2 separate regions of the Homo sapiens genome follow, and region 1 is linked to region 2. A link is an interaction called in ENCODE POLR2A ChIA-PET data of the cell type or tissue named here. Cell type or tissue: MCF 10A. All regions are shown on one strand. Each heading gives the region's core, and the rest is flanking DNA. Links, peaks and the distances in the headings are about the cores only.

Region 1 (2,913 bases), core at 200-2,699, 58 kb before region 2:
CCTCCCAAAGTGCTGGGATCACAGGCGTGAGCCTCTGGGCCCGGCTCTCTCAGGGCAATTTCAAGTCCACACAGCACATGGTGAGTGAAGCTAAAGCAGAAAGCAAGCTGACAGCTTAGAGGTCAGCATTTATAGCTGCCACAGTGGCTGGAAATTGAGGAGGGAAAACATGGAAAAAGGGAGCCTCAAAAGAGGAGCCACAAAGTTAGTATACAGGTTCCCCTTATGTCCTTGGCTGAGTTCTGAAGGGCATATGTGTGGGATGACTCCAGGGAGCCCAAGGGGAAAGCAAGAACTAAACACCAAAAGACCTAAACAGAGATTTTAGCAATTGCCCAGTGACAGGAGGCAGTTTAAGAGTTCAAGGTCCCAGCTGGGCGTGGTGGTTCACGCCTGTAATCCCAGCACTTTGGGAAGGCGAGGCAGGCAGATCACTTGAGGTCAGGAGTTCGAGACCAGCCAACATGGTAAAACCTCATCTTTACTAAAAATACAAAAAAAAAAAAAAAATAGCTGGGTGTGGTGACAGGCACCTGTAGTCCCAGCTACTCGGGGGGCAGGTAGCTGGGACTACAGGTGGAGGTTGCAGTGAGCTGAGATCATGCCACTGCACTCCAGCCTGGGCAACAGAGCAAGGCTCTATCTTAAAAAAAAAAAAAAAAGAGTTCAAGGTCTGCCAAGTTAGAGGAGCTTGTCAAATACCTTGAGCTTTCCACTGAAACCCCAAAGGACCATGCCTCAGGAGTGAAGACCATTTCCCAGGACTAAAGGCAAAACTCAAGTAGTCCTACCCTTAAAAAGCCTAAAACCAAGGCTTTCAGGGAACAAGGTGATCTGCCAGTAATTTAACTGAATGCCAGAACAAAATTCTACACTCTTCAACAGAAGACAAGAGAATCCAGAGTTTCTACCACTGGCTCCGCAGTATCCAGTGTACAACCAAATACTAGTAGACATGTGAAGAAGCAGCAAACATGACACTTGTCAAGAAGGAAAAAAAAAACAGCAGAAGCAGATTCAGACAGCCCACATGTTGGAATTACCAAGCAAAGATTTGCTATAAATATGTTAAGGAATTTACAGGAAAAGATAGGGATCATGGGCAAAGACATGGGGAATCTGAATTTTAGAAGAGGTATGGAAACTCTAAAAAGGAACCCAGTAGAAATCTTAGTACTGAAACAATAGCTGAAATTTTAAAAATTATTGAATAAGATAAATAGCAGATTAGACACTGCAGAAGAAAATCTTCATAAACTTGAAGAGAGGCGAGTAGTTATTAACCAAAGTGAAGCACAGAGAGAAAATAAAAAGAAGACTGGGGGAAAAATTATCAGAGCCTCAATGACCTGTGGAACAATATCAAGCAATTAGACTAATATACATGTATGTGGAGTCTCAGAGGAGAGAAGATACAGAATATGGCTAAAAGATAGTTGATGACAGTTTCCAAATTTGATTAAAACAAGAAGCTTAGCAAGCCCCAAGTAACATAAAACACACACACACACACACACACACACGCACGGCCCATCATAGCCAAAGATAGAAAATTCTTAAAAGTATCCAAAACAAAAAGACATATTACATAGAGTAAAAAACAGTAAAAGATAATCACAGTTATGGTCTGAATGTTTATGTCCGCCTTCCAAATTTATGTGTTGAAATCCTAACCCCCAAAGTGATGGTATTAGGAGATGGAGACTTTGAGAGGTACTTAGGTCAGGAGAGTGGATGATCAAGAATGGGATTAGTGGCTGGGCACAGTGGCCCATGCCTGTAATCCTAGCACTTTTGGAGGCCGAGGTGGGTGGATCGCTTGAGCCCAGGAGTTTGAGACCAGCCTGGGCAACATGGCAAAACCCTGTCTCTACACAAAAATTAACTATGTGTGGTGGCATGTGCCTGTAATCCCAGCTACTTGGGAGGCTGAGGTGGGAGGATCGCTTAAGCCCAGGAGACAGAGGTTGCAGTAAGTGGAGATCATGCCACTGAATTCCTGCCTGGGCCACAGAGCCAGACCTTGTTTTAAAAAAAAAAAAAAAGAATGGGATTAGTGCTCTTTAAGCGCTGAATGAAAAGCAAAATTTGGCAACCTAGAATTCTCTCTCTCTCCAGTAAAAATATCTTCAGAAATGAAGGGCAATAGAGATATTTTCAGGTAAACAAAATCTGAGAAAATTCTTCTCCAGCAGATCTTCTGCACAGGAAATGAAGACATTCTTCAGTCTGAAAGAAAATGCTGGTAGATGAAAATTAGGTCTACAAGAAGGAATAAAGAGCGATGGAAATGGTAAGTATGTTACTAAATATAAAAGACTACTGGCCGGCACGGTGGCTCACCCCTGTAATCCCAGCACTTTGGGAGGCCGATGGGGGGGTGGATCACCTGAGGTCAGGAGTTCAAGACCAGCCTGGCCAACATGATGAGACCCTGTCTCTACTAAAAATACAAAAAATTAGCCAGGCATTGGGCTGGACGTGGTGGCTCATGCCTGTAATCCCAGCACGTTGGGAGGCCGAGGCGGGCAGATCACTAGGTCAAGAGATCTAGACTATCCTGGCCAACATGGTGAAACCCCGTCTCTACTAAAAATACAAAAATTAGCTGGGTGTGGTGGCGCACACCTGTAGTCCCAGCCACTCGGGAGGCTGAGGCAGGAGAATCGCTTGAACCCAGGAGGCAGAGGTTGCAGTGAGCCGAGATTGCGCCACTGCACTCCAGCCTGGGCAACAAGAGCAAAACTCCGTCTCAGAAAAAAAAAAAAAAAGAGACTACTATTTCTCACCTTAATTGCTTAAAAGACAAGTGACTATTTAAAACAAAAATAACAATGTATTGTGGAGTTTAAAACACGTAAATGAAAACTATGACAACAATTACATGAAGGATGAGAAGGGAGGTGAATTGAA
Region 2 (2,913 bases), core at 227-2,726:
TCTGAGAGGGAGGCAAGAGGGCCAGAGTCAGAGGTGATGTCATAGTGGAAACAGAGGCCCAAGAGAGAAATAGAGATTTGAAGGTGCTATGCTGCTGGCTTTGACGATGGAGGGAGGGGCCAACAACCAAAGAATGCAGAATGCAGGTAGTCTCTAACTGGAAAAGGCAAGAAAATGGATTCTCTCCTACAGCCTCCAGAAAGAGGAACACAGCCTACACCTTGATTTTAGGACTTCTAACCTCCCAAACTGTAAGATAATAAATGGATATCTTTTTTGGTTTTTCTTTCTTGTCTTCTTTTTTTTTTTGTAACAACAGGGTCTCTCTATGTTACCCAGGCTGGTCTCGAACTCCTGGCCTCAAGTGATCTTCCTACCTCAGCCTCCCAAAACGTGGGGATCATAGGCATGAGCCACTGCACCCGACCTATTGTTTTAAGTCACTAAATGTGTGGTAATTTGTTTGTTTGTTTGTTTTTGAGACAGAGTCTCACACTGTTGTCCGGGCTGGAGTGCAGTGGCGGATCTCGGCTCACTGCAACCTCCGCCTCCAAGGTTCAAGTGATTCTCCTGCCTCAGCCTCCTGAGTAGCTGGGATTACAGGCACGCACCGCCACGCTCAGCTAATTTTTTGTATTTTTAGTAGAGATGGGGTTTCACCATGTTGGCCAGGCTGGTCTCGAACTCCTGACCTCAAGTGATCCACCCGCCTTGGCCTCCCAAAGTGATGGGATTACAGGCATGAGCCACCGCGCCCGGCCATGTGTGATAATTTGTTACAGCAGCAATAGAAAACTCAGACATCAGGAAATGGGGCTGGCTGGAGATGAGCCAGCCAAGGCAGGGATGGTAGATGTTGTTGGGACAGAGATCAATGACAGTGTAATTCCATGCACTGATTAAGCCTGTGACCTTGCATGGGCCAAGAAGTAGACTTGTTTCTCAACTGGGAGAGCTGAAGCAGTTGGGGACAGAGGGGGGAGAGCCTTGGGCTCTTTTCTCTGACTCTGTTCCTTGGGGCCTAATGTCTGCTGGCCATATTGTAAGGTATCCCATAGGCCTCCCTTAAAGCTGAAGTGGGCTGTTAAAGGCCGAGCGTGGTGGCCTCACGCCTGTAATCCCAGCACTTTGGGAGGCCGAGGTGGGTGGAACACCTGAGGTCAGGAGTTTGAGACCAGCCTGGCCAACATAGTGAAACCCCTACTAAAAATACAAAAATTAGCCTGGTGTGGTGGCATGCACCTGTAGTCCCAGCTACTCGGGAGGCTGAGGCAGGAGAATCACTTGAACCCAGGAGGTGGAGGTTGCAGTGAGCTGAGATCGCGCCACTACACTCCAGCCTGGGGTGACAGAGTGAGACTCCATCTCAAAAAAAAGAAAAAATAAATAAAAAAGCTGAAGTGGGCTGTGTCCTACTAGGTAGGGCAAGGAGAAGTCTTGCTAGATATTAACAGGCAGCTGGCATTATGATAGGGCACAGGGGGAATAAGGATGGAAGTTCTAGTGTCCAAGGAATGGAATGTTCTGGATACAGGGAGGCAGATTTACAGCTGGCCTCTTCGGGGATGATGACTTAGTGTGGGGCCAGGTGAGTCATTCAGTCTAGCTGTGGGGCATGAATTGGAAAACTGTGGTGACTATTGTCCAGTGATGGAAACTCTAGAAGCTTCTGTTCCCTCATCTGTGAAATGAGATGAACATACTACCTACCTCACAGGGTTTTAATTAGGCATAAGCAGATTATCTGTGCAAAATGCTTAGTGCAGTGCCTGGCACACAGAAAACACTCAATGAAGGCTATAATTATATAAAACTGCAGCCTCCATTGGAAATCTGGTAGAGAGTGGCCTGTGGAGGAAGAAAGGCTCTTTGATAAGCAGGGCAGATGGCAGTCTGTTGAGCACAGGTAGTGAGGCTTATTTGATGTCACTGTGGCACTAGGATGGGACAGGTCCATCAGAAAGTCCAGCAGATGGCTCCCCACAGAGGCTCGGTGGTCAAAAGCGGATGTCCAGGCCCTAAGAGCTGCCCAAGCCTGTTCTCAGCTTGGGCACATACTTGCAGGGGGATGATAGTATGCACCCCCAACAAGGGCAGGCCCTGGGACCTGACAGCCATCTCTTCTCTATCCCTGTAATGCAGGGCATGTCCCTGGCACCTCTGTCTCAGTGACAAGTGGCCAGACAATCCAGTGCTGGGGATTCCGTCTACAGCCAAGCCAGTGCAGAGCACCTGCAAGACGCAGCTGGAGCAGAGTGAGCCGGGGGCAAGGCCAAGCCAGCTGAGCCTGGTGAGCCCAGGACCGAGGTAGCTGGGATCATTCGAGGAGACCAAAGGGGAACAGCAGGACCAGACATGAGAGAGAAAACCCAGCATCAGGAGCCCGAACTCAGAGGGGCCAAGTTGAGTGGGAGGCAGGGAGGCATGGGGTGACTCCCCACCGACTGAAGGCTTGGGGACCGGTGGAATGCTTCCACTGGCTGTCCCAATTGGGGTGTGTGTGAGTCAGTCTGGCTAAATTTGTCAACAGTTCCAGGTTGTTTGAAGAGTTCGGGGAAAACAGTTAAATGCGATTTTTATTTTACTGTCAAAATGAGCACAAAAGGTATGAGAAGAACATGTAGTTTTACAAAGTTGACCCTATGCCATTCTGTACTCAGTGGAAAAGTGGGATAAATCTTTTTTACAGCAGGAAATCAGACTTCATGAACAAAACCAGCAGTTCCGCCAGTTCTGTAGCCTCTATTGTGTGTGTGAAGATTTTCATGAAATTCTTCTGTTAAAGTGGAAGAGTACTTTTCTAATCAGAAAAAGTTATCTTTTAAACGGCTCACATCATTATCTAACACAACCATGGTTTCAGATTGTACTAAGCATCAATTTTCACATAGTTAAAACTTGCATTTTTTCATC

What was found. ChIA-PET counts read pairs that join two places held together with the same protein. Peaks named below come from ENCODE experiments on the same cell type or tissue, not always from the same donor. Only the 100,000 strongest peaks of a DNase experiment are listed, where the experiment ranks them.
Region 1: POLR2A ChIA-PET joins it to region 2 with 5 read pairs; 3 of 35 experiments call an interaction of 5 or more read pairs at or near these places.

The regions. Positions count from the first base shown.
Region 1 is chrX:41,463,281-41,466,193 of GRCh38, reverse strand. The region is part of intron 2 of NYX (nyctalopin); the gene reads right to left. Among named protein-coding and RNA genes, the nearest start is that of NYX, 17 kb to the right of the region's middle. In MCF 10A, for the core only: no CTCF peak of the experiment used is centred there; no DNase peak of the experiment used is centred there.
Region 2 is chrX:41,405,079-41,407,991 of GRCh38, reverse strand. No RefSeq gene overlaps it. Among named protein-coding and RNA genes, the nearest start is that of NYX, 41 kb to the left of the region's middle. In MCF 10A, for the core only: no CTCF peak of the experiment used is centred there; a DNase peak (open chromatin) is centred at 1,581.